4 separate regions of the Mus musculus genome follow, and regions 1, 3 and 4 are each linked to region 2. The links are chromatin loops, found by intact Hi-C in ENCODE. Cell type or tissue: gastrocnemius. All regions are shown on one strand.

Region 1 (8,000 bases), 100 kb after region 2:
CCAGGATTGGCTCAGTGGTGTGCGTGGGCTTTGAGTTCTGATCTGGGTCTCTCTCACCTCTAGATAATGGTCTGTTAAAGCCATGTAGTGAAGGCTTTGAGGGAGGCTCCAGTAAGAAAAATATTCAGTGTATTGAGCCACAGTTAGCTAGCTACAAAGTCCAACCTGAAACAAAGACTCACTCTGTCTGTGGCAGTGGGAGAGGTCAAAGGCACAGATGAGATGGATAAAATAGCAAGTTTTGTTTTTTCTTGCTTTGTGCCTGATTCTGAGCACATCTGTTCTCTGTGTTGCTCACTGTCTAGTGGTCCATCCAAGGCTCTGTAGGCCTTTTCACATGTTTTTCCTACTGTACATAAACCTTTGACTTTATTCATACCTTATAATCCCTCACTTCTGTTCATCTTTTGTCTAAATTAAAGTAGCTTTTTCACGCCCCTTTCCAGACCACTCAAGCTACTCAGGAATGCTAGTTTCATATTTTGTATCCTTGTACTCCATAGAAAGTTTGCACTTCTGGTGAGCAGAATGTCTCCTCCCTTAAAAAATGCCTATACCCTGATATGTTGTAGGAGTGACTTTGCAAATGTGATTAAGAATGTTGAGATGGGGAATTACCTGAAATTTATTGAGTATTTCTGCATCGATATTCATACGGGAAATTGGTCTGAAGATCTCTTTCTTTGTTGGGTCTTTATGTGGTTTAGGTATCAGAGTAATTGTGGCTTCATAGAATGAATTGGGTAGAGTACCTTCTGTTTCTATTTTGTGGAATAGTTTGAGTAGAATTGGAGTTAGGTCTTCTTTGAAGGTCTGATAGAACTCTGCACTAAACCCATCTATCTGGTCCTGGGCTTTTTTGGCTGGGAGACTATTAATGACTGTTTCTATTTCTTTAGGGGATATGGGACTGTTAAGGTCATTAATCTGATCCTGATTTAACTTTGCTACCAGGTATCTGTCTAGAAATTTGTCCATTTCATCCAGGTTTTCCAGTTTTGTTGAGTATAGCCTTTTGTAGTAGGATCTGATGATGTTTTGGATTTCCTCACGTTCTGTTGTTATGTCTCCCTTTTCATTTCTGATTTTGTTAATTGGGATACTGTCCCTGTACCCTTTAGTTAGTCTGGCTAAGGGTTTATCTATCTTGTTGATTTTCTCAAAGAACCAGCTCCTGGTTTGGTTGATTCTTTGAATAGTTCTTTGTGTTTCCACTGGGTTGATTTCATCCCTGATTTTGATTATTTCCTGCCTTCTGCTCCTCTTAGGTGAATTTGCTTCCTTTTGTTCTAGAGCTTTTAAGTATGCTGTTAAGTTGCTTGTGTATGCTCTTTCTAGTTTCTTTTGTGGAGACACTCAGAGCTATGAGTTTTCCTCTTAGGACTGCTTTCATTGTGTCCCATAAGTTTGGGTATGTTGTGGCTTCATTTTCATTAAACTCTAAAAAGTCTTTAATTTCTTTTTTTATTTCTTCCTTGACCAAGGTACCATTGAGTATAGTGTTGTTCAGCTTCCACATGAATGTTGGCTTTCTATTATTTATGTTGTTATTGAAGATCAGCCTTAGTCCATGGTGATCTGATAGGATGCATGGGATAATTTCCATATTTTTGTATCTGTTGAGGCCTGTTTTGTGACCAATTAATTTTGGAGAAGGTGCCATGAGGTGCTGAGAAGAAGGTATGTCCTTTTGTTTTAGGATAAAATGTTCTGTAGATATCTGTTAAATATATTTGTTTCATAACTTCTGTTAGTTTCAATGTGTCTCTGTTTAGTTTCTGTTTCCAGGATCTGTCCATTAATGAAAGTGGGATGAAGTCTCCCACTATTATTGTGTGAGGTACAATGTGTGCTTTGAGCTTTACTAAAGTTTCTTTAATGATTGTGGATGCCCTTGCATTTGGAGCATAGATATTCAGAGTTCATCTTGGAAGATTTTACCTTTGATGAGTATGAAGTGCCCCTCCTTGTCTTTTTTGATAACTTTGGGTTGGAAGTGGATTTTATTCGATATTAGAATGACTACTCCAGCTTGTTTTTTCAGACTATTTGCTTGGAAAATTGTTTTCCAGCCTTTTACTCTGAGGTAGTGTCTGTCTTTTTCCCTGAGGTGGGGTTTCCTGTAAGGAGCAAAATGTTGGGTCCTGTTTATGTATCCAGTCTGATAGTCTATGTCTTTTTATTGAGGAATTGAGTCCATTGATATTAAGAGATATTAAGGAAAAGTAATTGTTACTTTCTGTTATTTGTGTTGTTAGAGTTGGGATTCCATTCTTGTGGCTGTCTTCTTTTAGGTTTGTTAAAGGATTACTTTCTTGCTTTTTCTAGGGTGTAGTTTCCCTCCTTGTGTTGGTGTTTTCCCTTTATTATCCTTTGAAGGGCTGGATTCGTGGAAAGATATTGTGTGAAATTTGGTTTTGTCATGGAATACTTTGGTTTCTCCATCTATGGTAATTGAGAGTTTTGCTGGGTATAGTAGCCTTAGCTGGCATTTGTGTTCTCTTAGTGTCTGTATAACATCTGTCCAGGCTCTTCTGGCTTTCATAGTCTCTGGTGAGAAGTGTGGTGTAATTCTAATAGGTCTGCCTTTATATGTTACTTGACCTTTTTCCCTTACTACTTTTAATGTTCTATCTTTATTTAGTGCATTTGTTGTTCTGATTATTATGTGTTGGGGGGAATTTCTTTTCTGGTTCAGTCTATTTGGAGTTCTGTAGGTTTCTTGTATGTTCACAGGCATCTTGTTCTTTAGGTTAGGGAAGTTTTCTTCTATAATTTTGTTGAAGATATTTACTGGCCCTTTAAGTTGAAAATCTTCATTCTCATCTATACCTATTATCCTTAGGTTTGGTCTTCTTATTGTGTCCTGGATTTCCTGGATGTGTTAGGTTAGGATCTTTTTGCATTTTGCATTTTCTTTGATTGTTGTGTCCATGTTCTCTATGGAATCTTCTGCACCTGAGATTCTCTCTTCCATCTGTTGTATTCTGTTGCTGATGCTCGCATCTATGATTCCTGATTTCTTTCCTAGGGTTTCTATCTCCAGAGTTGTCTCCCTTTGGGTTTTCTTCATTTTTTCTACTTCCATTTTTAGATTTTGGATGGTTTTTGTTCAATTCCATCACCTATTTGGTTGTGTTTTCCTGTAATTCATTAAGGGATTTTTGTGTTTCCTCGTTAAGGACTTCTACCTGTTTAGCAGTGTTTTCCTTTAATTGTTTAAGGACTTCTACCTGTTTTGCAGTGTTCTCCTGTATTTCTTTAAGTGAGTTATTAATGTCCTTCTTAAAATCCTCTACCAGCATCATGAGATTGAGATACGATTTTAAATCTGAATCTTGCTTTTTGTGTGTTTTGGGGTATCCAGGACTTGCTGTGGTGGGCATACTGGGTTCTGATGATGCCGAGTGGTCTTGGTTTCTGTTAGTAAGATTCTTATGTTTGCCTTTTCACCCTCTGGTAATCTCTGGTGTTAGATGTTCTAGCTGTCTCTGGCTGGAGCTTGTTCCTCCTGTGATTCTTTAGCCTCTGTCAGCACTCTTGGGAGTCGAACTCTCTCCTTAGTCCCAGTGATCAGAGCACTCTCTGCAGGCAATCTCTCCTCTGGCAGGGAAGGTGTCCAGAAGTCTGGAGCTCTGATCCATCTCCTGAGTCCTGGGGTCAGAGCCCTCCCTGGAGGCTGACTCTCCTCTGGTGAGGAAGGTGCCCAGGGGTCTGGGTCTCAGCTCTGCCTCCTGACTGAGGATGAAGGCCTGAAGGGACCCTGTCCAAGAAGCTCTGTTGCTTCTGCCACCCACGTGCTCTCCTGTGTGGACTGGTCTCAGTGATCCCAAGATACTGGGTGTGCTAGTGCTTGCTGAGTTCGCGCCCAAGATGGCTCAGGGCTGGTGCTGCCAGGAAAGAACCCCAGCCACTGGTTGGGTGGTTTCCTTTGTCCCTGTTCCTGCTGGCACAAGACCCTCGGGGTTTTTTGGAACAGATGTTGCATTCCACTCACCAGGGATCTCAAGATCCTGGGTGTGGTAGGGCTCGCTGAGTTCGCACCCAAGTTTGTGTTCCATTTTTAAGGGCTTCAACCTGTGTTCTCCTGTATTTCTTTAAAGGAGTTTTTATGTTCTTCTTAAAGTCTTCTATCATCATCATGAGATGTGACTTTAAGTCAGAATCTTGCTTTTCTGGTGTGTTGGGGTATCCAAGGCTCACTGTGGTGGGAGAACTGGGTTCTGATGATGCCAAGTAGCCTTGGTTTCTGTTGCTTATTTTCTTGCTCTTGCCTCTTGCCATCTGGTTATCTCTGGTGTTAGTTGGTCTTGCTATCTCTGACTGTGGCTTGTCCCTCGAAGAAAATGTGGTATGCTTCATAATCTTTGGGATTATATTGCCTTGTAGATGTTTCAAGTTGCAACATTAAAATATACATTGAATTATTAAAGTAAGATTTAGGGGCATTACTCAATATAATAATACTCCATAATAGCCTAATTAAATCTTTTTAATGCAAGTGGGTATTGCATTAAAATGCGTTGAAAGAGATTCTATAAGCATTAGAGAATGTGCTTTTCTGTGATCTGAGGCTAGACTTATGCTGTGACTCTCTTCCTCAGTAGATGACAGTATTAGTGTTTAATTCAAAACCTGGGTTAGAAAGAGTAGGGACAGAATGTGCTGGTTGGCTGAGCTGCCCAACACTCTGACGAAATAAGGAGAGAGCCAGTAAAGTGAGGATTGACAGATGGGAAAGCCGGGGTCTAGAGGGCAGCCAGTTTCTGAGTTTCTGTAATCCAGAAAGCACACACCTTCCTCATGTTTCTATTAATTTTTTTTAGAAAAGCTGAGACCCTGAAAAGCTGAGTCTGCTCTTCACTGCCACCTGCTGTTAATTTCAGGGAAGTCTTCACAATGGTCAGTTGGAAAGTTTCAGATTACGATGACTTCATGTAGAGAAAACAATATGAAAGCTCATCTGTTCTAACAGCGCTGACAATGCATGGTAAACTTTTAAAACTGTTTCCATCTTGGTGGCATCCTGGTGGCACCCTCTGGCTTTATTCTCCACTCTCATGCTCACTAAGAAGGCTGACCATGTTCCCAGGCACTTATGCATAGAACTTATATACAACCCATTCAGATCTCACCACACACTTCAAGCTTGCATAAGTGACATGATACCTATTACAGTGTAAGTGAAATGTAAATAGTTGTTAGACTGTATTGTTTCGGAAACAAGAAAGAGAGAAAAGGTGTTTCCGTTTACACGTGTTCAGTTTGGATACACAAAAGAAAATTTGGCACATATCTAAATCTTTGGATCTCAGATTCTGGAGGGCTGACTGCATTTATTTGAAGGTAGGAGAGGTGTGTTGGTTTCAGTCACCATGAAAAAAAAATACCCAAGAAAGCTCAAAGGACTGATTGGTTGAGTTTGCTTTCAGTGGTGTTATTTCACAGATGGCTGGAATCACTGTTTGGTTGATGGGGCAAAACATCATGGTAGGAGCTTGCAACAGCAGGGAGCTGCTCACCTCAAGGCCTCTAGGAAGCTGAGGCAGGAGGCTAAGGGCCCTGCAGAAGCACCCCTCCCAATAAAAACCAATTCCTAATAACCCATCTCCTATGAAATCATTAATGGATAAAGCCATTGAGAAGTCAAGACTTGCATGGTCCAGTCACCTCTCATTAGCATCACTGAGAACCAAGATTTCAACACCTGGGATTTTGGGAGGCGTGGTTCATATACAATTCAGCCAGGAAAATTAGCTTGGCTAACTCTACATGTGGTTGAGATGAGACATGATGTAGGGATCTTTTACCCTTTCTTTCAACCTCATCTTCCCAAACCTGACACTGTCCTGTGTTCCTTTGTGTGATGGACAGCTGGGTAACACATGAGTATTCTACCATCAGGCTCTAGAAACAGAAGGCAGAGTGCAGGAACACACGGGAAAGCACCCATGGGGGCATGAAGGGAGTCACAGCTGTATTTGGGATTTCTAAGGAAAAGGCAATGCAAGGCAGGCAATTGGTTTAGGACAGCATAACATGAATAGGGTTCTAAGCCACCGGAGATTCCTCATTTCCTGGCCCCGGAATGATGCCTCCTGAAGTGGGGCTTAGGGTGAATTAGTCTGTATAATATACCCCAGTCATGCTCCTACCTAATTTCTCTAGTTCTACGAACTGGCTCTAGGAGGAGCAGGATCTCCTAGCAAGAAAGAATAAGGAGCTGACACTTCATAGTATAACGAAAAAACATAAATCAAAACCAGTATGTCTATTCTATTCAAATTACTTCTGCTACTGATACAGTCATTCTGTAAGTTCTGTTCCTCTAGAGAACTAAGATTAATACACTAGGCAAGTCTTCTACCACTGAGCTACCCTCGCCCCCCACTCCTGTTGTATAGTAATATAAATTCTTAGTATATTAATTACTCTTTGGGAAACTCCAAGTAGTGAGCCAAGAATGCTATATCTGGTAAAGATGTAGCAATTTTCCTGGTAAGTGAATAATTTCTCACTTGAACTCCCAGCTGTTTCTGGCAGACCTGGCACATGGTCATTAAGCTGCCTTGCTTCCTACTTCCTGTTATATAATGTGGACTTCCCCTTAGATGAGGCCAGTCAATATTTACATACAGGAAACAGACACAAGCTTCCTGTTTGAAAGCACTGAGTTAAAAGTCATCTTGACCTGTGAGGTCCCCAGGCTGGCTTTCTCCAAAGGCAGCAAGCTGTTTATACAAGTATTTTAGGGGATTGCCGATGAGAAGGATACAAAGTACACAAAAGTTTAAAAGAGCTCTCTAGGGTTTGTTTTATTGTGAAGTGGTATAAGTGGAAGATATAGCCAGGGCTGCTAGGAAATAGGTGAAAGTGTTAAAGGTGCTACAGAAATAAACAAAAGGAAACAAAGCATGTGCCAGAGCAGAGCACAGGACTTAAAAAAGTGGGTGTCTTAGTTAGGGTCTCTTTTGCTACAATGAAACACCATGACCAAGAAGCAAGGTGGGGAGAAGTCTACTGTAATTCTCATAGTTCTGCCTTTATATTTTACTTGACCTTTTCCCCTTACTGCTTTTAATATTCTTTCTTTGTTTTGATTATTATGTGACAGGAGGAATTTCTTTTCTGGTTCAATTTATTTTGAGTTCTGTAGGCTTCTTGTATGTTTATGGGCATCTCTTTCCTTCCTTCCTTCCTTCCTTCCTTCCTTCCTTCCTTCCTTCCTTCCTTCCTTCCTTCCTTTCTCCCTCCCTTCCTTTCCTTTCCTTTTTCCTTTGCTTTCCTTTTTGCTTCCCTTTCCCTTCCCTTCCCTTCCCTTCCCTTCCCTTCCCTTCCCTTCCCTTCCCTTCCCTTCCCTTCCCTTCCCTTCCCTTCCCTTCCCTTCCCTTCCCTTCCCTTCCCTTCCCTTCCCTTCCCTTCCCTTCCCTTCCCTTCCCTTCCCTTCCCTTCCCTTCCCTTCCCTTCCCTTCCCTTCCCTTCCCTTCCCTTCCCTTCCCTTCCCTTCCCTTCCCTTCCCTTCCCTTCCCTTCCCTTCCCTTCCCTTCCCTTCCCTTCCTTCCTTTTTTGTTTTTTTGAGACAGGGTTTCTCTGTATAGCCCTGACTGTCCTGGAACTCTGTAGACCAGGCTGGCCTCGAACTCAGAAATCCGCCTGCCTCTGCCTCCCAAGTGCTGGGATTAAAGGTGTGCACCACCACGCCCAGCTGGACATCTCTTTCTTTAGGTTAGGGAAGTTTTCTTCTATAATTTTGTTGAAGGTATTTACTGGCCCTTTAAGTTGGGAATCTTCACTCTCTTCTAAACCTATTATCCTTAGGTTTGGTCTTCTCATTGTGTCCTGGATTTCCTGGATTTTTTGGGTTAGGAGCTTTTTGCTTTTTGCATTTTCTTTGACTGTTGTGTCAATGTTTTCTATGGTGTCTTCTATACCCGAGATTCTCTCTTCTATCTCTTGTATTCTGTTGGTGATGCTCGCATCTATGACTCCTAATCTTTCCT
Region 2 (8,000 bases):
ATGAGTATCTGCCATTTCCTCCTGCTTCACTTACAGACTCGTCTCATCATTGTCCCATAGCAATTACCATGCTGCCTTGTAATTATCTGTAGAGCTGTTGTGTCTCGTGAATTGGAGAACAGAGACTGCTGTCTTCTGGGTGCTCATGGCTCTAAATACAGGCAAATAGGAAACATGGGAAGTGAATTTTGAATTGGTCATTCCCTGCATACTAAGCAAGCTGTAGAAGCTTGAGGAAGTGAAGCAGCTGCCTGTCTTCTGCCTACCACAACATGCTACATGTATGTCCCCAGGACCATGCCAGTGGCCTGCCTAAACTACCGGTATCCCCAGGGGGATATCTGAGGTATTGGACTGAATGCTTACCGTCATTTTTAAGTATTTGGGTGTTCTCATTCTCTCAACTTTTTTCTCAAAATTTTGGTTGATGGGGCTGGGAATTTAGATCAGTGGGTAGAACACTTGCTAGCATGCAGGAAGTCCTAGGCTTGCACCTCAGAATCCCATAAACTGGGTGTGGTGGTGCATGAATAGAGTCTCAGAACAGAAGAAGCAGAAGCAAGAGGACCAGGGTTTGAAGTCCTCTTCAGCTGCATAGGAAGCGAAAGAGCAGCCTGGACAAATGAGATCCTGTCTCAAACCAGCAGCAGGGGCACCACCACCACCACCACCACCACCACCATCATCATCATCATCAACAACAACAACAACAACAACATATTTTAGGTTGGCTTTACATTAGAAGATGCACACTTCACATAAAGTGGTTGAGGGGAAAAAATGGTCTGCCTTCTCACCAGGAAGCAGAAGGGACTTTCTTACCTGACAGAAGGTCAATATAGACTTTATATGAGCTAGGGCATTCCCCACATCGCAGAGAGGTCTTGGTTACACCCAGAACATTCAAACAGAAGCAGCAGCAAAGTGGCACTGAAAACAACAGGAACTCAACCCCCACCCTCTGTTAAGCACCTTTGTTGAGGGCAGTCATCGAGAGGACCTAATTCGAACATCTGAGAAGCATTTCCAGGAACTACAATGGTTAGCAGCAGAGCCAGACAGTAGACTGATGGCCTGCCAGTTCAGTTTTTCTGCTGAGGTTGTTACAAATGACTGTAACTTTAATGGCTTAAAACAAGATGTATTTATTGTGTCACAGTTCAAGGAGTCAGGAGTCCTAAAATCAAGCTGACAGCCCCATCATTCCTCCAGGAGGCTCTAATGGAGATGCTGCATCCGTACCTTTTGCAGCTTCTAGGGGCTGCTCACATTTCTTGGCTTGGAGGCCATTCCTGCTTCACTCTTATCTCTTCGTTTCTTTGATATGATGTATGTCTCCTGCCTTCATCTTAATGAGGATCCTTACAATCATATTGGGACAAGCTGAATGATCGAGAATACCCTTCTATCACTAACATACTCACAACAGGAAGTCTCCTTTGTCTTATATGGTAGTATATCCACAGCTCCTGGGGATTGGAGGCAGACATCTTTGAATGCTCATTATTTAGTCTGACCCTGGGTGAGAAATTCGAGGTCTGGATCAAGTAGAAAATGGGCAACCACAGCACTTTCCTTTCCCTTGTCCCTTGTACACCTTGCTCTACGTAAAGTGAGAGGATATCAAAACATAACTGAGAAAGGACATGCAGGGGGCATATCATAGGCTAGGAAATGTGCTAGGCTAACTAGAAAAATGCTAGAGAAATGCATGCTGGAAGCTGTCATCTGTTCCAGCTGACTCTCTCGGGGTATCAGAGAGCAAGTAGTAGAGAGAGATCCAACCTGCCTTAGCCCAGGAGAGCTGCTCTAGGTAAATGATGGTTGTGTTGGTGTGTATATGCTCAGTCCAGGGAGTGGCACTATTAGAAGGTGTTGTCCTGTTGAGGTAGGTGTGTCCTTGTTGGAGTACATGTGTCACTGTGTGTATGGGCTTTAAGACCCTCATCCTAGCTCCCTGAAAGTCAGTCTTCCACTAGCAGCCTTCAGATGAAGATGTAGACCTCTCAGCTCCTCCTGCACCATACTTGCCTAGACGCTGCCATGTTCCCACCTTGATGATACTGGACTGAACCTCTGAACCTGCCAGCCCCAATTAAATGTTGTCCTTTGTAAGTCTTGCCTTAGTCATGGTATCTCTTCACAGCAGTAAAACCCTAAGGCAATGGTAATGCAAGCCACTGTACTGACCCCTTTGACACTGGAGGAGCTAAAAGGAGTTCTGATGTCTCTTTTTAGTTTGGCCTTCTGAAGCCTTTAAGTCCATATACATAACTTAGAGGGGTCTTTGTGCAGTGTATTTACATTATATATACTCCTAACAGTTTAATCAGTTGGAAGTGGTCACAGTTATCAAATTAGCTATCATAATATCACATGCTTATGTTCAATTAATGCTTATTTTATTTAATAATGGCCCCAAAGTGCAATATGATATAAAGGAGTCACCAGTGTATAAGACAAGGACAGATAGACTGTCTCTGACACTGTAGGATAGACTGGAAAGACGTTGTAGTTTGGCACTACCTCAGATATTCAGCTTGCACTATGAGTCACGGAGTATCCTCTGAGGACAAGGAAGGAGTGCCACATGGCTGCACCTGGTGAAAATAAACAAGGTATAAAGGTGATTTGGCTATGATAGCTGTCATCCCATTAGGCAGGTGATGTAGCTAATCTGACTGGCTAGGCATATGTTCCCTTCTTCCATGTTCCCAGACCATGTGTGTGTTTCCTGACAAGCTGTACATATGCTTGCAGAGAAAAACCTTTCTCAATAGAAGATCCATCTTGGGTCAAGGATCTATGAGAGGCTCAATCCCTTGCTAGAACCTCCAAACAAAGTTTGGAAGTCTATTTGTAGGAGAATACAGTCAAGTTTTCAGGATTCTAAATACGTCTAAATCATTGGCTACATCCAGCAGTCTGTCTTTCTTTGAGAAAGTAAAATAAATACTCAAAATGTTCTAAGTATGACCATGTTCCTGCCCCAGTCTTCATATTATTTCTAAAAACTATTTTTCATATGAACAATAACCAGACACAGTCAGGAACCACATAGAAAGAGCAGATACCAGGAAAAGGCATCACTACTGAAACTCTCATGTGCAAACTATACACCTCTGCTTACTGTGTAACATAAATGAAACATAGGCTTAATAGTTTTAACAGGGATCTGGGGTCTGTATATTAAAAGGTAACAGCAGAATTGAAACAGAGCTAAATCGGAATCCTACTATTTGAAAAAACGCAACAATCCCAGCACTTGGGAGGCTGGCATAACCTTGAACCATGAGCTCAAGGCCATCCTGGGCTACACTGTGACACCCTGTCTCAAAATATTGTAACAGCCAGGCTGTGGGTGCAGTCATAGTATAGCTACAGGATGCCTTTTTTATGCTTAGCAGGCTTGAGATGATTGAGTTTAATCCTTACATCTTTCAAAAGTTAATAGCCAAGCCTAAGATTTTAATTCTAAGTTACACATGGCTGAAGGGAAGATTGGAAAACCAAAAGATGAGAGACAACAAACTATTAGAATGTAACACAGAAAAACAGCAATAATGGAAAATACAAAGAAAATTAAGAGATCCGGATGGACCCAAGGAGAAGGTCTAAAAGATTGGTTGAAATATCAAAAGAAAGGGAGTCTGGGGCAGAAGCAATAGCCAAGGAAACAGTGGCATATGATCCAGTCTCCATATGAGTCACCCTCAGTTCTGGTCTCAGGTCATTTCAGGAGTCAGCCCAGCCAGAGCACCTAGAGGTCCTCTAGGGGGCAATGTTGCCTAGTCCAGGTGCAACCAGAGCTTGGCAGAGCTGAAAATGTCCAAATGCTCTTTGTGGATGAAAGACAAGGCAGTTAGCCTTGAGAGGAAACGACCAAGTTCCAACCTGACAGTAAGAGAGGAAGAGAGACGGAGATATAGAATGACTCTTAAGCACAGAAACAGGCTGCCCTGTGTCCGGAGCACAGAGGCCAAGGTGATCACAAGACTGCAAGAAGCAGGCACTAGGATATCAAGAACCTCTGAGCCACAGGGACATTAAAGCCTCGATCTTGGGGCTGTGGAGGCCATTATTAAGTTATAAGCGGAGTGGGGGATATGATTGGACATATATTTTGGAAGAACTGCAGGGGTAGAGCTGGAGAACTGACTGAAGAGGGGAGTGTGGTGACCAAGCATGCCGTGGAGCCGTTATAAGCCACGTTGATGGAAGCTGAAGATAACCTGTGCTAAGTAAGCCAGGTATAGACCAAACAGCAATGCTTGATATGGGCACTCTCATAGGTATTCTTATGTTTGACTCATTGGTTCAAATTGGGAAGCATAGTGTTTGTGGTTATTAGAAACAGTATGTTTTTGTATTTTTTCAATTTCTTTTTAAATGTGTTTATCTTTTAAACTTACCAATAATTAACATAGCTTTAGGAATAAGGGAAAATCAATTAAAATATTTCAACTTAGACAAAAATCTCAAAAGAACATCAGGAATGTAAATTATTCAATTCGCATGCTCTACCCACTACAAAATATAGTTTAAAAGTAATATGGACTGTTTAACTCTTTGGCACAGGAAAGACACATTTTAAATTCATTAGAACGGATTTGAATATTCAAATTGCAGAGTGCTCATACGGACCTTTATCCTGAGACTCTGCCTCATTTCCAGCGGGTCCTTCACGAGCACAACAAACAATTCATTTAAGGCAGTTCAAAAAGGGAAAGTGGAAGACTTTGGTCTGCAAGCAGAGAAGGGTCTCGTTTCTGCCCGTGGTTTCTGGCTTTGCCCGTCACTCCTCACCATATAAGGCATTTGTGTTGTCTCTCTTGCACTGATGATCCCTGGTGTCCTGATATGTTGGCCCAACAGCATAGCTCCTTCCATGGAAAAAAGCACTGAAGCAAGTCCTCCGTGAGAGGCTCGCTCCCCATTGCTTCTGCCCAACTCTTGATGCCCAGAGCTGTCACTTAGAGCTGCCTTTCTCCTGCCACTTTGGGGATGTTGTGCAAAAGAGGGACTCATCATCCTGTCTTCTTAAGACCAGTCTTTGTCCCAGGCCTGTCAACAATGCCAAGGCTGAGGTACTGTCCTTTTCACCCACCAGGAAAACCTTCTACACTATCTTTCCAAGTGGAAAGGGCATATCACATCTGCTTTTCCCAATAGGTCTGGGTTGTCTGTCACAGATCTTTAGACTTTGGAGAAACCAAAGCCTGTCAAAGACACTGACACAAACATCTTAGTGGGTGAGGTGGAGAGATCAGGTCCACTCTTTCCTGATGAGCTCCAGACCCTCAGACCCATCAGAGGCTCTGCTAAAAATTGGAGGGTAGCATAAAAGATAAGAGATTATCTGAAAAAAATCTGGGACAATTAGGAAAAAAGATATTCTCCTACATAACTCAGGAGCAAAATAGTTTATAAGGCAGTAAAACACTCAGGTACTAAATCTGTGACACCACAGAAAAATAAATGGGGCAAAGTGCTTTTGTTTTTAAATATGAAGAGGCTCAAAGAAGTGAAATATTTAGCTCAAATAGAACTCTGCCATGACAACTAAAGGAAAGCTCAGTTAACAAGTTAAAAGCGAAAGCACAAATTGGCTCAGACATATTTCTTTGCTGTAAAAAGGATAGGATGACCACAAGCAACAACAGATGCGTGAGCGTACAGACATGGGTAACTGCAACCCAGAAGTGAGGAGGAAACGCGGGGGTTACCCTGAGGGACATTCAATTTAGGCCCCTAGAACTGAGTATGCTTACACTGTCGGTGTTCATTTCTAGTACTTAGGAAACCCGCACATTGACTCTAAAATCAGCAAGGGCCAAGAACAGCCAAGGCAGTGTGAATGAGAACAAGAGCTGAAGTTGCCAAACACCAAGTCCTAAGAGGCTGTAGTAGCTAAGATATGTGGTATTTCTACAGGGTTGAAGGTATAAGAGAGGGTGTCCCTTAGTGTTTGTAGGGGACACACCAGACACTAAGTTCGCAGCACAAAGAAGATTTCTTACCTCAGAAGGGTAAGTGGGACTTGGGGGTGGGGAGAGGCTGCCTCTGGATTGCAGATAGCAAGCAGCAGGTGGTGTTCTTGTTCTTGTTCTTGTTTTTGTTTTTGTTTTTTTCCAGTAGTGGGTTTTTAAAGAGAAAACTGGGGAGTCTGTGCTAGGGTGAGATGCTAAGTCCTAATTGGACAAGTTAAGTGCTGTAGCCAAATAATGAATTTTGATTTAGTCTCAGGAATAAGTCAGTAGTCAAATAAGGGAAACGGACCTTGGGGATAGCTTTAGAAATATAACCAGATTGTTTTTAATAAGGGAGAGAGAAGAAGAAAGGGCAAAGCCTGTCGGGGCCATGTTTGTCATCCTTGGGCCTTTTTGTGCCCTTCAAAAGCAATGAACCAACGTGGAAGGATGAGGTTCAGAGACAGACCCACACACAAACAGGCTCAAGATGCAAAACTATTCTACAGTTTGCAGAGGATAAAGGAGAATCTTTAATAAGTAGTTCTGGGCCAACTGGATATCTCCTGGTAGGAAATGTGCCTGGAGCCTTATCTCGAATCAGCAGCAGTGATGCGTTCCAGATGCATGGCAGATCTACATGCATCAAAGAGCAGAGCTTGGAAAGATGGCATGGATGCTTTCATGGGATCAGAAACTGCCTCACCAAAGAGAGTCAAAGGTTATTTGCCATAAAAGAAAACGTAGAAAATGCATACTTGTCTAAAGCAAGTACTGTTGTTCACCAAAAGCTACGATTAACAGATGAAAGGGCAGAGAAGACTCACATCTAAGTTTAAAAAGAATCCTGCAGAGTACATAGAGCTCAGATGAGCAGATGAACACAGGAGGAAAAGATTTAAGATGCTTCTCCAAAGAGAACACCTGAATGCTTGACAAATATGCAGGAAGGCACTCACTTTGTAAGCCTGAGAGTTCAATAACCAATTCAAGGTCAGGGGGAGAGTATATGGTGGAGCCCAGACTTGAACCAGTGTGTGTCTTAAGGGTATGTTAGTCCAATAACATTAGTAATTTAATGCCCTCTGTCTTCCTGTCTTACCTGGCCTGTCTTTATCTTTCTGCATTACCAGGAACAGTCCTACCAGGTTTCAAAGACCAGATCAGTTTGCATCACTGTGAAGTCTGTCTGCTCTAAGACTTGGGTGGGCCTCTTTCCAGTGTCCAGGGCTTCCAATAAGGATCCCAAACTGAGCCTGCCTATACTGACACAGCAGATTCTGTAAATGATGGAGATAGCAAAGAGTGGGGGAGCACACATGGGGCAACTGTGGTCTACAGGATAGAGTAACTTGCCAGATTCACCTGATCTAAAACTGATACAATATCAAGAAGACAAATTATGACTTGTGTGTGGAGTCTTCTTTGAAATGGTGGTTTGTTGTTGTTGTTTTAAATTTGAGGGAAATTGTGGTGGTTTGACTATGCTTGGCCCAGAAAGTAGCACAATTAGGAGATGTGGCCTTATTGGAAGAAGTGTGTCACTGTGGGCGTGGCCATTAAGGCCCTTGACCTAGCTTGCTGGAAGCCAGTCTTCCAGTGGCCTTCAGATGAAGATGTAGAACTCTTAGCTATCCCTGTACCATGCCTGCCTGGATGCTGCCATGTTCCTGCCTTGATGATAATGGACTGAACCTTTGATCCTGTAAGCCAGCCCCAATTAAATGTTCTTGTAAGAGTTGCCTTGGTCATGGTGTCTCTTCACAGCAGTAAAATCCTACCTAAGACAGAAAGTAAATGAAAAAAGAAAATGTAACAGACAGAATATCTGAGCACCAGACTGGGTCAGGCAGACTCAAAGCCCACATTAAAAACTGACCAACCTCTTGGGATGAGGGGTTGCCTCTCTTTTCAAGAGGTATTTCCAGACATGCTGGAAAAGGGCCGCTTAATAAAGTTTCAAGCTTACATTCTTACCTCCAGTGTCCCTAAGACCTGGAAGGAAGAGAGAGAAGATGTAAGACAGTTCTC
Region 3 (8,000 bases), 310 kb after region 2:
TATGACTTTAATAAGCTGTTCCCACCCTAAGAAGAACTAGGAACTTTCACAGTTGTCAGAATAATTGTCTTCCTTAAAGCTCTATAGCGTGTAAGTTTACTCTTGTGTGGACCAGTAGGGATAGTCAAGTGTTTAGTCTTCTCCCCTAACCCATCACAAACAGGGTCTCACTGTTGTCCTAGCCTGGAACTCAATCCACCAGCCTTCTGTGTCTCCCAAGTGCTGGAGTTAAAAGGGTGGTGCCTGTATGATAACTCAAGTTCCTTTTAAAAAAAACATCCAAAGAACAGTTGGGTTACTATTCACATAATGTTGCTGGTTGTTCATAAGGGCTATTTCTGCTGCCCTGAAAGGGCTTATTTGAAAATTGCTTAATTCAGGTTACTTCTTAATAGAACATTTTCAGGGGACAAATCTGCAAAATGTTTCCCACACAGGGAACATCCCTGCATCAACAAGTTTGCTTGGCATTTAAGTCAGGACAAAGTTCACAGAAATCATAGTTACCAATGAGGTAGCAATCGTTCAATGGTGGTTAACAGATTGGAGAAAATACATTTGCTTAGGAGGCATTTACAGTCCATTTCCTTTCTGAAATAAAGTTATTTTACTAATATGGTTCCACTGTCATTTCTGCAAAAACACTTTACAATGGTAGAAGGGTAAGCATAAAACAAAAGAGGCTGCCTCTGGTTTTGTTGGACCTGTGGGATGCTGCTCCCAGTTTACATGTCTGAAAGGTGTGTTCACATTCGTGTATAAATTAGGGGACACATGGTAAGAAAAAGTCCATCTAGTAGGGGACTACAGAGAAATGGGCTCGGTTTTTAAGGGTTCTGTTAATGTCACAATTTGAAACGCTCCTGACAATAGTTCAGTAATTGGCATGGTAGCAAGCATGCAGATGTGCAAGGTGCTGTGAGGATTGGTAGCCTGAGTATTCAGTTTTAAACTTAACATGTCTTCTAATCTTTATGACAGCAGAGGTGGTCTGTAATTCAATTGTTTTCATTTGTAGCATAATGAAATGTTACAGAAAGATGACCTTTTCATTAAAATATTTTTAGAAAAAAAAAAAAAAAAAAAAAAGAAGCTCTGAACTTCGGAGCCTCTGCACACTTGTCATGTCAGGGTAAGTTCCTGTCTCTGGGCCTTTGCATGTTCTCTTCTCTTTTCTAGGGGTGATTTGCTCTGATACCTGAATGTCTAAACCTCTCATTTCTGTGTGTTCTTTACTCAAAAATCACATTCTCTGTGTCGGAAACCCTCCAGGCTCATATCATTTTGGATTTCCTTTCCTTGAATATTTTCCCTAGCACAAAATACATGTAGCATTGTGCATTTTTTACTCATCATCATTATTATTTGTATAGATTCCAAGTTACAGTAGGACAGAGATTTTTGCCAGTTCTGTTTGCAACCCTGTACATAGTGCTTAGCATGAAGTAGGAGACCAATACATGTTTAAGGAATACCTAAATAGATAGCAGCTTTCAATAAACACAGCAGAAATGAGCCATGGTGTATAGGCATTGGATCTGAGCCTAGAACTAATGTCAAGGGAGATGAATGGGTTTCCCCCAACATACGTTTTTGAAAAGGCACTAGCAAAATTAGCTCGTATTTACCCAGATCTTTTAAGTTTATAAAAAGTCAACCAGTAGTTCACTGGCATTAGCAAGCTTATATGTAAATGTCCTCATCGAACATTTCCAATCCGCTTCTGCACATCAGAGGGCTTTCGACTCCTTACCTGCCAGAACAGTGATTATGCTTCAAAGACATCTGCTCAGCTCCTCATTGCTGGCTCCTCCTGTGGTGTATACAATCGCGTGCATTGGTACATATTTGTTTACATGGTATGGCATATGGTACTGGTCAGTTCTGGCCATAGACATGTTCTGAAGACTTTTGGTAGCACTAGGCCTTACTATGTGGTTTTTGCCATTGAAAATTAGATTTCTTTTCTAAGAACTGCGTGCTGAACACTCTGACAGGAGGAGTTTTGAACAAAGATGTTCAGATTCTCATCCTGCTGCAAAACTGTGCATTCCAAAGAGACTTAGCTAAGCACTACAGTACTGCCTCTCAAGAAAAGCAAGCTCAGATTTGGATAAATTTGGGGGAACTTGATGCTTGGGATAAAATTGGGAAAATGTCGGGTCTTATGGTAGAATTTATGAAAATACAAAGTAATATGAGTTTCAATATGCTTGAGTATAAGTATTTTCTGGGAAGTGTTACTTTTGCAAAGTTTTTCATTTTGTTTTCAAGTGAAGGAGAGAACCTACGAGCAACACAAATACTCTTATAAAAGGGCAGAGCTTTGCTTCTAGGGCAACAAGACTATTTGATAATTCTGATTATTGATTATCAATCAAATCTCTCCAGCTTTAAACAGAGTTATGGGTTTTGTTAAATAAAAGAGGAACCTGGACTTCCTTGTAAGGCGAGTCTTTATTTGAAAGGGTTATATAAGAGGGGAGGCAGATATTGCAATAGAGAAGATGCTGTGATCGCAGGACTAGGAGGGGTCTCAAGAACTGGAGAGAAGGTATTTCTAAGAGAAGTGAACCAGATACCAAAGCACTGGCTTGGGGATGTGGGATGCAGGAGAGGTGCCTAGGGTAGTAGTGGCAGTAGAGCTGAGCCCGAGTGTGAGTGACAGTCATTTTGTTTGATCAACAGGAAACAGAGATTGAGTTAATCAGCTACCAAGCAAAGACTGGCAATGGAGAGGGTCTGCATGCAGCCTTGCTGGAGCGGAAGTAAACAAGGAACAAAGGTCCTGACAGAAAGTGGCTCCTTACTGCAAGCCCAGGTACAGACCACAGAAAATAACAGGGAGGCTACTTTAATCCTTGTGTCTCCCAAGGCAGAGCTCAGGTAAGATTTGCTCACTTCAAAACCTAGGATGGATTTGGAAACACACCCTGGCCTTTTCATTTACAAAGGGATTAAAATAACAATTTGATGATATTATGGCATTTGAAATTGCTCTTCAGGATTTGTGTGTGTGTGTGTTAATGTAAATTGTTAAAAAACCAAACAGGAACATGGAAGGGAGTCTTTGGAGATAGCACAGTCAGAGATGCTGTTGGCTGCTGGTTTGTATGGTAGCTGACATGCAGGGGCACTACAAACTTAGGAAGGGCAGGAGAAAATCAATCTCTGTACGTTAATCAACAGAAATTAATATTCAGATAGTCTTTCGTAAAAGCAAGCACCCAGTTCACCTTAAGCTATTTGCTTTCCAAAAAAAACCCCGACTATTTACTGAACTTTGAAAAATTTCCTCCAAGTGAAGAACAAAGATAAGACAAGGAAGTTAACAGATACTCAAAGAATTAAGACAAAGCATCAGGTGTTTCATTTTTATATTGTGCTAAAACTAAAAGGACCAGAGAACATGTTCATGATGAATTTAGGTTTTGTTTTGTTTTGATTTGGAAACAAGTAACATTGAAGAGAGTGGCATAGAGAGAGTTGTTGGTTTGATTTCCTCTTTTAGCTGTGTATTTATATTAAAGTCTGATTCCCCTTAAAATATCTTCCCAAATGAAACCATACAATTTTATTAAAATTTCTGAAACTTTTAAATACATCAAAACCAAATAAAAGTGGACTAGGGAGGGGGAACCTTTGGAAGTGTGTGGGCAAATTCATTCCTGAGGGAACATTCCCTGAGGAAAAATAGAAACAATTTGGTCACCCAAATGTTCCTAATGTCACCTTCCTCTTCTCTTAAAGATAAGCCGATGAGACTTAAAAGAGTCAGTGTAGTCATTTTATCTTCTCTACACCAGAAACTCACGACTTATGAAGGAATAAATACTAAGTCACCAATGTTGGCGAAAAGTTGGGTACAGGGTGGAAGTGGTGCTTCTACATCTTTAGCAGGCGAGCTAGAAAACCTGAGGAAAACATGAAGTTCTTAGAAAGTTAACCGGAGAAATTTTTCCTTTGGGCGACCTCAGTGTTCAGGGAAACAATGGCCGTTGTTGGTGGCGCCAGGCTGCCAAGCATCCTGCCTTTCTTTTTCTCTTTTCCCTTTCTGCAGAGTATTGGGGTAAGGATCCTGTTCCCAGCCTCAGCTGCACAACTCAGGTCTTCCCAGGGCACGGGGCAAAGAACGGTTTCCATTGCTATTTCATCGCCAGACAGTAGATGGCGCTGGCTTTCTGTCAAAAGACTCTTCCTGCGCGGTCTCGTGCTGAACCACCTCCGACTTAGGTGCGTTTGCTTTTTATTTGTTTGTAATCACATGTTATAGGCAGCAATTTCACAGACTTATGTAAAATACCCAAACAGAGCTTCCCCAGTTTGGGTAGTTCTGTTGCAGAGGCTTCTTCTTTTTTTTCTTTTTCTCTTTCTGATTTTGATGCCATTGGCTGGGAAAGCTATTTCCCTGTCTTAAAGATTTTCCTTAAATTATGCCATCCTCTGTGAGGCATCGAGAAAGATGCTGCCTTCTGGAAAGGGATTGTAAAGAAAATGCATAAATGACAAATATCTTGTAGCTAAACTTTGGTAGTTTTTTTCAAAGAAACTTTTAAAATTGTATAACCCATTTGATTTTTATGCCTTTAAGTATCTCAATTTCCCTTTAAGCCAGAAGATATCCTTTAATCTTAAAAAAGTGAGCTAAGAATTGGCTTTCTGGAGACAGTTTGCCGTACTCTCTAATACTGTCCCAATAACCCAAAGGGACCATTATACAGCAGACATACACATTTCCATAACAAACAGAACGTATTGCCATCAGAAATGTTTGCCTGCCTTATGTAAAAATGTCAGAGGCAGGGGATGTGGAGATGGCTCAGTCAATCAAGTGCTTGCCGTACCAGCAGGTATGGCAGGAAGGTAGGTTTGATTCCCAGATCCCACGAAGAGGTGGTAAGTGCTGAGGTGTGCATCTGTGATCTCCACTTGGGAGGCAGACACTGGAGGGTAGCTCGGGCTCTCTGGCCTGACAGTCTAGTCAGACAGATAAGCTTCAAGTCCAGTGAGAGATTTGTTTCAAAAATTAAGGTGAAAAGGCAGCAAGATGGTTCAGTGGGTGAAGCACTTGCCACGCACACTTGACAGTCTAAGTTTGTTTTCCAGGTTCCCATGTAAAGGTGGAAAGAGAGAACAACTTCACTATGTTCTTTGACCTCACACACGTGCCATAGCACATGTCCTCCCCCCACCACGGGAATGACTGAGGAAAACATCTGACATTAACTTCTGACTTTCACACTCACATTCATACCCACATGTGCATACACACTTATAGACACAAACACACCATGCACACATACAGTATTACATACACATAAACAAAAATTTTCAATGATGCCCTTCTTGGGAAGTGTTTTTAAGAATTTTCATGAAAACAAATTATGGAGAATTTGAAGAAAAATTATCACTCATAAATACAGATTGTTTTTGCGGCTCCAGTGACTTATGTTTTCCAAATACAATTGCATTTATTTCACTAAATGTAGATTTTAAAATACAAGCTCTCTTTTGTAGAATGGAACAAGGATGGTATTTGACCAAATGTTATTTAAAGCCAACCCCCTAAAGGTATAATTTGGCACAAAGAGAGCTTCATTTATGGTTTCTAAATTCATAATTTACCTCGAAATCATGAATCATACAAGCTTTTCTAAGAAAAGTCTTCTATTTGAAAAACAATCAGCTAATTCTTGGTGCTGTTTTTAAAGAGAATAACCTACATGTATTTGACATATGAGTTAAGTTAAATTTTAATGAGTAATTAGAATTAAAAACACTTAATGGTTGCTGATACAGTTTCTGACCTGGTGGTCTTGAAGAAGGTATAACCTCTGGTGGCATTCACAGCAGGGAGTCAGTCCATGTCTCCATCTCATTCTCCAATTACCTGAATGTCACGGCGCCAGAGCACAGATCCCTCTGACCTGGTGATGGATCTGCGGAGCTGTCAATCCCAGATTTATTGCTTCATTTGGGAATGAACCGTTGCAGATCTTTCACGCCTGGCAGAGGCTGTTCATCGGAGGTAAAATAGAGGCCTACACCTCAAACACCTGTAAGTATGAGGTTGTTCAAGTTCTTTTTATTCTGAATAAGGTTCAAACTTCAAAATGACAACACTAATTTATGTATTTTATCCTAACACTGTATTTTGCTGTCAGGCAACAACCATAGACTTCAAACTTACTGTAGTGAGAAATCGTGTTCATGAGCCAGAATACACAAAGCAGCAGCTACAGTATCCTGCAGCACGTTAGAAGGAGCATCACAAACACACTACCAAATTATTAATTTTGTAGAAGGAAGGCTTTGCAGCAAGTCTTCCTGCAGAACCAGTACAGTACTGCATGCCTTGAACATTGCCCCAACAAGCACACACGGCTGTTGCTCTGTATGTCCAAGACATCGTGACTCTTGCTAATCCATGCTTCAACTGTTTTGTAACTCAGACCTCCATAAGGAAGAACTCAGAACAATTCCTTGGAGCCAGATTCTGTTTTTTTTTTTTTTTTTTTCTACCAAGGAACAAGGCAGAGAAATGCAGTGTTTTACATAATGTTTTCCACTTCTTCTGCTCCTCCTTCTCCATGCTGCTCATAAGCAATCATTCTTAGACAGAGTGGCTTGGCTCAGATGCTCTGTCTCCATTCCCAACCTTCCAGACATATACTATCACCCTTTCTCTAAAATCTCTTCATCTCTGTGTTTTCCATAAAAGTGGTCATTCGAACTCTGTCCTTTCTATTTTTAAGCTATAGATACTAAATTCCTCTTCTAACATGTTTTCTTTTCTATCACTAAAATAAATGCTATGTTTTTTCCATGGAAAAACCTCTCTCTCTCTCTCTCTCTCTCTCTTTCTCTCTCTCTCTCTCTCTTTCTCCATCCATCATCATCTGCCTGTCCATCATCTGTCCATCCATCCATCTGTGTCTGTCTGACTGTCTATGAATGGATGATATAAGCATAGAAGGGTGGCTATGCTATGTGAGTAAGGAGCCAGCGTATGATGGAAGGCAGGCAGAGGAGGACGGACTAGGGCAACAAATATGACAAATGTACTATGTGCATAAACATGCCCAAGTGAGATCTGTGTAGGTGGAAAGTCAGAAAAGTGTTCCCGAGTGTAGGAGCCTGAGCTAGATCCCTAGCATTCATGGAAAGTGTGGTGACATGTGACATGTGCGTGTAACCCCAGAGCTGAGGGGGAGACAGGGGGATCCCAGGGTCTGGAGGGGTGCTGCTGAGAAGCCAGGGGAGCCGAATCAGTAAGTTCTGGATTCAGTGAGAGAGCCTGCCACAAGGAAGAGGTGAAGAGCAGGCAGGAAAGACTTCTGATAGTGACTCGTGGTCTCCTCCACAGGCGCACACTCGTGTATGCACTCACACACAAGACATGTGCATACAGAAAAAAAGTGACATAATGAAACATTCTTTTGCATGCTAACTAAAATGTGAACTAAAGCATTATAAAATAAACAGTAGCAGCAACTACAAAACCCAAGCCAAACTGACTAAATAACAAAAAATGCTCTCTTATATTAGATGTGACAGATCAACTCCAGTCTATCTACAGGTCAGTTTAGCATTGGCTTGTCCAGAACAACAGATTTCAGACCCTATTGGCACAAAGAGTAAATGGATGCTGTTCACAGGTTTTAGAAGCGCAGCCCCAGCCAGGGTGATGCCTATCACAGAGTAGCTTTACTGAGCAGATACCTCTTTGCTCTCCCTGCCTCTTCCCATGGTCATTCAGCTGATTTACTTCTCTTCAAACCATCCTCACCACAGACTCACCTCCAAACTCAATACGTCCTCTGCTTCAATGGCAGATCCCAAATGTCTGTCTTCTCAAAGCAACCACTTGGCCATTTCTCTGTTAGAAACTGTCAGTTCACCTCCTTACCTTCTGAGTACTTTCAGTACTGACCCCTCTGATACACATCCTGTGGCTTTCCTCATGTTCTTGCCTTGACCTCATGGGACCAAATGCTGTG
Region 4 (8,000 bases), 94 kb after region 2:
AACTGTATTAAAGGGTTGCAGCATTTGGAAGGTTGAGAACCATTGTGGTAGCACATTTTCTCATTAGTGATTGATGTGAGAGGCGTGCCATACCTGTGCTGGTGGTCCTGGGCTCTATAATAAGAGCAGGCTCAGGCTGGAGAAGTGGCTCAGTGGTTAAGAGCACTGACTGCTCTTTCAGAGGACTTGAGTTCAATTCCTAACAAACACATGGTGGCTCACAACCATCTGTAATGGAATCCAATGCCCTCTTCTGGTGTGTCTGAAGTCAGCAACAGTATATATATATATATATATATATATATATATATATATATATATATCTTTAAAGCAAACAAACAAACAAGCAAACAGACAAAGCAGGCTGAGCAGGCCATGAGGAGCAAGCCAGTAAGCAGCAGTCCTTCATCACCTCTGCATCAGCTCCTGCCTGCTGGTTTGAATTCTTGCCTTGACATTCCTCAATAGACTCAAGATGTATAAGTTAAATAAACCCTTTCCTCCTCAAGCTGCTTTTAGTCACCCTGCTGTTTCATCACAGCAACAGTATCCCTAGCCAGAAGGCTCATCTTACACCATGTCCCTTTCCTCTTCTATCCAGAGGCAGACCAGAACCCAAGCTGTTCCTTTCTCTATGAAGCCTTAGAAATATCAGTTGATGACCAACTCTTTCCCACAGCACCATAAGTATCTGCCTCTTTAGTTAGATACATGGTTAGATAATAAAGTCCTTAAGATCAGCATGAAATTTTTTCTGGGACTGGTCAATAAGTCTTCAAGAACATCCCTTCTCACAGGGCGTGGTGGTGCACGCCTTTAATCCCAGCACTTGGGAGGCAGAGGCAGGTGGATTTCTGAGTTCGAGGCCAGCCTGGTCTACAAAGTGAGTTCCAGGACAGCCAGGGCTATACAGAGAAACCCTGTCTCGAAAAAAAAAAAAAAAAAAAAAAAAAAAAAAAAAAAAGAACATCCCTTCTCATAACAGATTCGAATTGTTCTTCTACAAACTCTTCTAGTCTGGTTCTTTCACCTTTATCATGTCTTTGCATTGACTCTCCCTGACTCCTCCCACTTCTGACTTCACATTTGTCCTTGAGGCTCTTTCTTGCTCCAGCTTGCCAGCCAGCCCTGCTGCCTCACTCACTCTATCTAGGGACAGTTATCAGACCTCAGCCCCAAGCCAGGATTGTGTCCCCAGGCAAAGTTGTTGCTTGCTTTCTCTGGCATCTGACCTCACTCTACTCCTAGCTTTTTCGGCGCTGACAATACCCAAGGACTGATCAACAATGGTTCTGATGAGATGGTCACAGCTCATATCATCCTGCTGTTACTTGTCTTTCTTGTCTGATAGATGAACTTTTCCAGGAGGTAGAGACCTTGTCCTTGATGGTAGTAGATCTTCCATAGAACCTGGTTTAGAATAAGCTGTATTGAGTGATCATTGATGGAATATATTGCTTCATCTCAACCTGGTGCCCCTGGGTCCACTGACTCTGTCAGTTCTCAAGGCCACAGGGAGGAACTCCGTGGCACATGCACTTCCTCTCCCATTACACAGCCAGGTTCAGATAAACGGGAAGAGCAGATAGCGATGACTCTGTGTGAGTTTTCTTCAGAATGTGAAAGCATCTTATCATCTCACCCATGAAAGACTTTTTTCTTACCCTTTTCCATTGTATGCCATTTCTATAAACTTGAATGTTATCAACATCTTTTATTCATTTCACTTCATTTATATATTCTCAGAATTAATGCTCTGCATCTTACCGAAGTTGTTCGTTAATATTAATCTCCTACTTTTGTGTATTAGTTCCCTGAACAAAATCTTTTCTGATGTTCTCTGTCTGTGTTTGTATTTAAGTCAGTGTGTCTGTGAGTGTGTGAATGTGTTTGTGTGTGTGTGATAGTGTTGTGCCACCTATTACAAAGCATATATTACAAAATAGTGATTAAGTTGAAGACACATAAGACTATAAGATAAACCTCATTTTCTGTTTGATTCTACTACCATGGCTCTCATGGAATACATTTCCCTTAATAACTAGACCTTAAGTATTTTTGGCTATAAAATAATAAAGATACTTAAGTGATCGTGTCTCTTTTTACTTGTGAATATCTGTGGCCTGTGGTTCTAAGACTGAATTTAAGACCTTGGTGTCTCCTAGTCTATGATGATCTCAGAATTAGTCTAAAGGATTTTAAAATGTTATTATTATTTTACTAAGAGAAATATACACTTTGAAATTATTCATTATTAAAATATACAAGATCAAACCACTTCTCACTTCCCTATTACTTAAAGACATATACTTTAGGGAAATATACATTATTACCTCAGTGAGATACTACAGTCTACTAGACAAGTTATTCTTGATGGTGAGGGACACTACTGGACATTATTGTTTGGGATGTCATTTGGTACAAACTTTACAGAAAGCTATTTGGTAGTATGTGTCATCTGACTTAAAATACATCTTTTTTTTCCAACTATGGAATAAAGTTTATTATAACAATAAAGAATGTATACTATACAACATAAAATGTAATACATTAAGTGAAAAAATGGTTTGTAATTAGTATATGGTAAATTGGAAAAACCCAAAGAAATTCTTTGTAATAAGCTTTTCTGCACTATGAGTAAATGGGACCAGGGAGGAAGCACTCAAACAGAATGAGCTGGATCCTGCGAAGAGCTTCTTCAAGGCTCAAGTCCGAAATCTAAAAGTATCACTTTGGGTGTCTCTGCTGGCTAATGTGTGGTGGCATGCTCAGTACCTATTTGAAGAATTCTCATTTCTGCTCAAACCAGAAGATTGAAACAAATTCTGTCAAAAGCTGTAAGTACTGTGGAAAAATAGTTTTCAGTTTAATAATTGGAAAAGAGAAGGAGAAATAGAAGCTAAGTGTAGTTCTGAGGATTCAAGTCTCCAGTTACTGAGAAAATCACAGGCTGGAAGATAGCTTGGCCAATCCATATGCTGCCTCAGCCATTATCCTCTTCAGCAGTTGGCTCTGTAGAATACGACGACATTTAATAATACTGGATAAGGAGGTTGTTCTGCTTAAAAATATATCTTTTAAAATGCATATGCCTTTTCAATTCGTATATAATTGATATAAGTATAAAGTTTTAGCTAAATGGTCATTCTCAGACTTTATTAAAGGAAATAAACTCATCAAATGCTTGTGGATTGGAGACTGGGAAGATGGCTCAGTTGATAAAGTGCTTGGGAGGCAAGCATAAGGACTGAGCTCAGACGCTGAGCATGCACATAAGAAGCCAATGTGGCATCGTGTGACTGTAATCCCAGCCCCGAGGAGACAAGGCCCATGGGGCTTGTAAACCTGCCTGGGATTGCTCAGTGAGTTCCCAGACTGTCATAAAAACATGGTGGGAAGTGACTGAGGAAGACACTAGCCTCCACACATAGGTACATATGTGCATGCTAATACCATACAATATTCATGCAAGTGCATGCTTGCGTGCGCGCGCACACACACACACACACACACACACACACACACACACACACACAGAGAGAGAGAGAGAGAGAGAGAGAAAGAGAGAGAGGGAGAGAGAGTGTGTGTGTTAGTTTATGAATTAAACAAATTAGCATTTCTTAAATAAAGGGCAACACATATCACATATTTGGGGTTACTGCTCTCTAAATAGGGTGTGCCTTGGTACACAATAGAGGAGATATGCAAACACTTATGGGGGAAGGGTCATTTTAGGAAGAACCACTTTCCTGCTTCCTTTCCCCAGCTCCATTATAGGACAAACCAGAATTAATGGGAAATCTCATAATTTGAGCCACAGGTCTGAAGAGGAACTTGGAAGGAGAGAAAATGAGGGAGATAACAAGGGATAAAAAGGCAGAAGTTGAGAAAGGAGGCCGGGGAGAGGGGCTTCTAGATGCATCAGAGTAGGCCTTTCCAGGAGCCCAAGGAGACTCTCTTGTGCCACCTTCTGAGAACAACGTGTAAATGCACCATAGAGATCTTATTCTCATGGACTGTACTGCTCTTTTAAATGGTTAGTATACAGTAAGAGTTTCCTAATGATGTTCTGCTATATTAATAGGTTGGTGCCCGGTGCATTTGGCATCAGAGAGGTTTCATCTAGCAGCGGATGGAAACAGATGCAGAGACCCACAGACAAACAGTAAGAGGAGCTTGGAGAATCCTGTAGAAGCCAGGCAGGAAGGATTGTAGGAGCCAGAGGGGCTAAGGACACCACAAGAAAACCTACAGAATCAACTAACCTGGGTCCATAGGAGCTCACAGAGGCTGAACTGACAATCATGGAGCCTGCACGAGACTGACCTAGGCCCTCTGCATATATATGTTAGAGCTGTGTAGCTCGGTCTTCATGTGCTACTCCTTCTTTTCTGACTCTTTTGCCTGTCTTTGGGAACCTTTTCCTTAGTCTGGTTGCCTCAATCGCCTTAATACGAGAGGAGGTGTCTTGTTTTACTGCAACTTGATATGCCATGTTTGGTTGATATCCGTGGGAGGCCTCCCTTTTCTGAAGAGAAATGAAAGGTTGGGGGAAAAGGGAGATGGGAGGGGAGGGACTAGGAGGAAAGGAAGGAGGGGAAACTGTGGTTGGGATGTAAACAAATAATTAAAGAGTTTAGAGTAGCAAACAAGGAAAAGATACAGCATTGAAAGATAGTTTGAGAAAATGTTTAATATTTTCATGAAGAGATATTTATGCACTGTGTGTATATATTTGAATGAGAGATGCAGGAAACAGAAAAAGGGCATAGTAACCTTTTACTATAAAAACCAACACACACACACACACACACACACACACACACACACACACACACACCCATCCACAGACAGGCAAGCTGTGGACTGAAACTCTTTAAGAAAGTGATAGAGCCGGGTGTGGTGGCGCATGCCTTTAATCCCAGCACTTGGGAGGCAGAGTCAGGCGGATTTCTGAGTTCGAGGCCAGCCTGGTCTACAAAGTGAGTTCCAGGACAGCCAGCGCTACACAGAGAAACCCTGTCTCGAGAAAAAAAAGAAAGAAAGAAAGAAAGAAAGAAAGAAAGAAAGAAAGAAAGAAAGAAAGAAAGAAAGAAAGAAAGGTGATAGACTTCTAGGCACTGGATTTACATATTATACAGTAGCACATAGACAAAACCCCTCTCATACACTCCTTATCCCCATAGGAAAATATGTGGCATAAAAATCTATCAAAATCAGTTAATTGGGTAATATCAAATTAATCTTATATAAAGCCTTACTGCATACGGTTCTCATGCTAGAGATGTAATAGTGTGAGCAGCCTAAGCAGGCATCGCCTGTGCCCTGACAAAGGTGTCAGCCCTGCCGAGGGGCAGATGGAGCAGGTTCAGGCTGACATGGTGATAAATGTTGTGACCATGTAGTAAAGAAGCTATGGTGATGGAGAAACCATGGCCTGGTTCCCAGAGTGATGGCAGCCTCTGGGGGAAACCCGAGTTCACAGATAGAAGACAGGTCAAGCAGTTGAAGCTAGAGAGTTCCCCCAAAAAGACCATGATAGTTTGGAAGCTTCCAGAAGGAAGGTCAGCTGGGGAAACAGACAGCACACTGCTGGGTGATGTCGATTCTGTGCCTGCAGTGTCTAGAGTTTGTGTGAATGGAAGTGAGGAGAGGGAAGGATGGAGTAGTGTAGCTGCCTGAGGCCACACGAACTGGGTTCCTGAGTGGGAGGCCAGAGCTGTAAGAGAGAGACCGGCGAGAGAAGAGACAAGGCCAAGACAGATGCTGATCAAAGCCCAATGTTTACTAAAATTCTGTGCTTATAAAGGGGGAAGCCCATCTCCCGATGATCCATTCTGGATGCCTGACGCCAGCCTGTAAGCCATTTGTCTGACAGCACTAAGTTGGCAGAAGGTGTCAATCACTGGGTTGCCTGCTGTCTCAGGAATTTCTCAGGAAGGCAGGTTCAGCCTCTCAGCAGGTAGCAGGGTCTTGGAGATGAACAGTGCTGATGACAGAACAATAGAACCACCTAGGTCAGAAGGCTCCACCCCAGGTGGTTTCATTCACAGTGGCAGCAAGGTCTGAACCAGCCTGCTCAAGGCTGGGGGAGGCTACAAGGTAGTATTTGGACTTGACCTTGAATCACCTCTCAGAGGTCATCACCAACGGTTCAAGGGTTCAGTAAATGGGTTAATCTTTCTGCCTACTCTGTAGGAAGAAATCGTTATTTATTCACTTAAAAAGGGGTAGGGGGCTGGAGAGATGGCCCAGTGGTTAAGAGCACTGACTACTCTTCCAGAGGTCCTGAGTTCAATTCACAGCAACCACATGGTGGCTCACAACCATCTGTAATAGGATCTGATGCCCTCTTGTGGTGGGTCTGAAGGCAGTCTATTCACATTAAATAAAGAAATAAAAAAATAAATAAATACAGAGAGAGAGAGAGAGAGAGAGAGCAAGAGAGAGAGAGAGAGAGAGTAAAATCTTTACAATTAAAAAAAAAAAACCACCAACAAATTAAAAAAAAAAAGCCCTAATAACTAGGGTCTTGCTGTGCTGCTCAGTCTGGTCTTTAAGTCCCAGACCTACATAGGCTTCATTCTTATGGGAAAATATGTAACATAAAAATATAAAAAATGTCTCTATATAAACTGATTTGTTTAAAATCAATCTCTGAAGGATATTCAATTATGTAAAATATGCTTTTTCCTTAGTATTTTAAAAAGCAAGACATATGTATCACATAATTCCATTATGCAAAAGAGTATAAATAAGGCATATGTTATGCATAATATAAAGAAAACTGTTTGGGGAGTATGTTAAGCCAAAATGTAATTGTGGGTATCTAAAGAGATGGTATTTTTTGTACATTTCTGTATTTCCTAAAACTTCTACAAAGAATAAATATTATTACTTCTGAAGAAGTCACCAGACTTGGTGCTGTAACTTAGATCAAATTCCAGACTCTTCTAGATTTGTTTTTTTCTCTCCTGATGATCCAAATGATAGTTTCTTTCTTTTGACAATACAACATAATTTTCCTTATTCCCAGATAAACCTTACTTGTGCAACCAATGTATGTACGTATGTTTGCATATATAATCATTCTATTTGCATACAACTTAGACATCTAAGCCTGTGGTTCTCAACCTGTGGTTCTCAACTTTTGGGGTCATGATATCAGATATCCAGCATGTCAGATATTTACATTAACATTCATAACAGTAACAAAATTGCAGTTACAAAGTAGCAATGAAATAATTTTATGTTTGGAGATCATCACAACAGGAGGAACTATATTAAAAGTCATAATATTAAGAAGGTTGCGAATCAATGCTGAGTCCAAGCCATGTTTAGAAGAATTGTGAGCCACACAGGCTGCATTTGTTGAGTAGAGTAAACAGCTTACAGTAGATCAGTCCTGAGGGAACTTGCCAGTGACCTAGGGCCTTCTACAGCACTGTTTTTCAGAGTCGCTAATAAGAGAGGTAAGCAACCACTGTGTGGGCCCAATAACCCTGTTGATTTAGAATTTTGCTCCCTCTTTGTAGAACTTAACAGTATCTTAATAGGAGAGTGAAGACTAATCTTTGAATACTAATAATGTTAATCTTACAGGCTTTGCAAAGGAATGCCTGAACCTGGACAGTAGGAGAGCTGAGGCTGGATTTCTGTTTGAGGCATAGCTGGAGGGAACGTTTGATGATCTATGCAAAAGAAATTCTGGAAGGAAATGATTCTACAGAGAGGGAAGGAGGTAAAGCAGAGAGAGTGGGGGTTTTAACGGCAAGAGGAGGGATGCTATGTCCACACAGTGCCATCAGCCCTTTCCTACAAGGATTCATTCTTCTCTCACACATCTGGACCAGAGTTTCCCTTCCCTCCACTCTTCCTGCCCCCCCCCATCTGCTTCTCTCCCCCAGACCCACACTTCCTCTGTTTCCCTTCAGAAAAGACCAGGCCTCCCAGCGATATGAACTGAAAATGGCATATCAAGTCAAGACTAGGCACATACA

What was found. Peaks named below come from ENCODE experiments on the same cell type or tissue, not always from the same donor. Only the 100,000 strongest peaks of a DNase experiment are listed, where the experiment ranks them.
Region 1: a loop joins it to region 2, with 9 times the contacts of the local background. A loop is called at or near these places in 32 of 42 quality-filtered maps.
Region 3: a loop joins it to region 2, with 3 times the contacts of the local background. A loop is called at or near these places in 3 of 42 quality-filtered maps.
Region 4: it touches region 2 in a loop (8-fold over the local background); 35 of 42 quality-filtered maps call a loop at or near these places.

Annotation. Positions count from the first base shown.
Region 1 is chr4:12,030,174-12,038,173 of GRCm38, forward strand. No RefSeq gene overlaps it. Among named protein-coding and RNA genes, the nearest start is that of Gm52723, 13 kb to the right of the region's middle. In gastrocnemius, a CTCF peak has its summit at 4,881 (motif pointing left); a DNase peak (open chromatin) is centred at 4,864; H3K4me3 peaks cover 252 bases; H3K27ac peaks cover 519 bases.
Region 2 is chr4:11,925,807-11,933,806 of GRCm38, forward strand. No RefSeq gene overlaps it. Among named protein-coding and RNA genes, the nearest start is that of Pdp1, 37 kb to the right of the region's middle. In gastrocnemius, a CTCF peak has its summit at 3,779 (motif pointing right); a DNase peak (open chromatin) is centred at 3,787; H3K4me3 peaks cover 234 bases; H3K27ac peaks cover 362 bases.
Region 3 is chr4:12,236,955-12,244,954 of GRCm38, forward strand. It overlaps the pseudogene Gm11847. Among named protein-coding and RNA genes, the nearest start is that of Gm46846, 67 kb to the left of the region's middle. In gastrocnemius, a CTCF peak has its summit at 4,163 (motif pointing right); DNase peaks (open chromatin) are centred at 4,151, 4,912 and 5,891; H3K4me3 peaks cover 242 bases.
Region 4 is chr4:12,019,908-12,027,907 of GRCm38, forward strand. No RefSeq gene overlaps it. Among named protein-coding and RNA genes, the nearest start is that of Gm46844, 9.9 kb to the left of the region's middle. In gastrocnemius, CTCF peaks have their summits at 3,973 (motif pointing left) and 6,359 (motif pointing left); a DNase peak (open chromatin) is centred at 3,940; H3K27ac peaks cover 3,168 bases.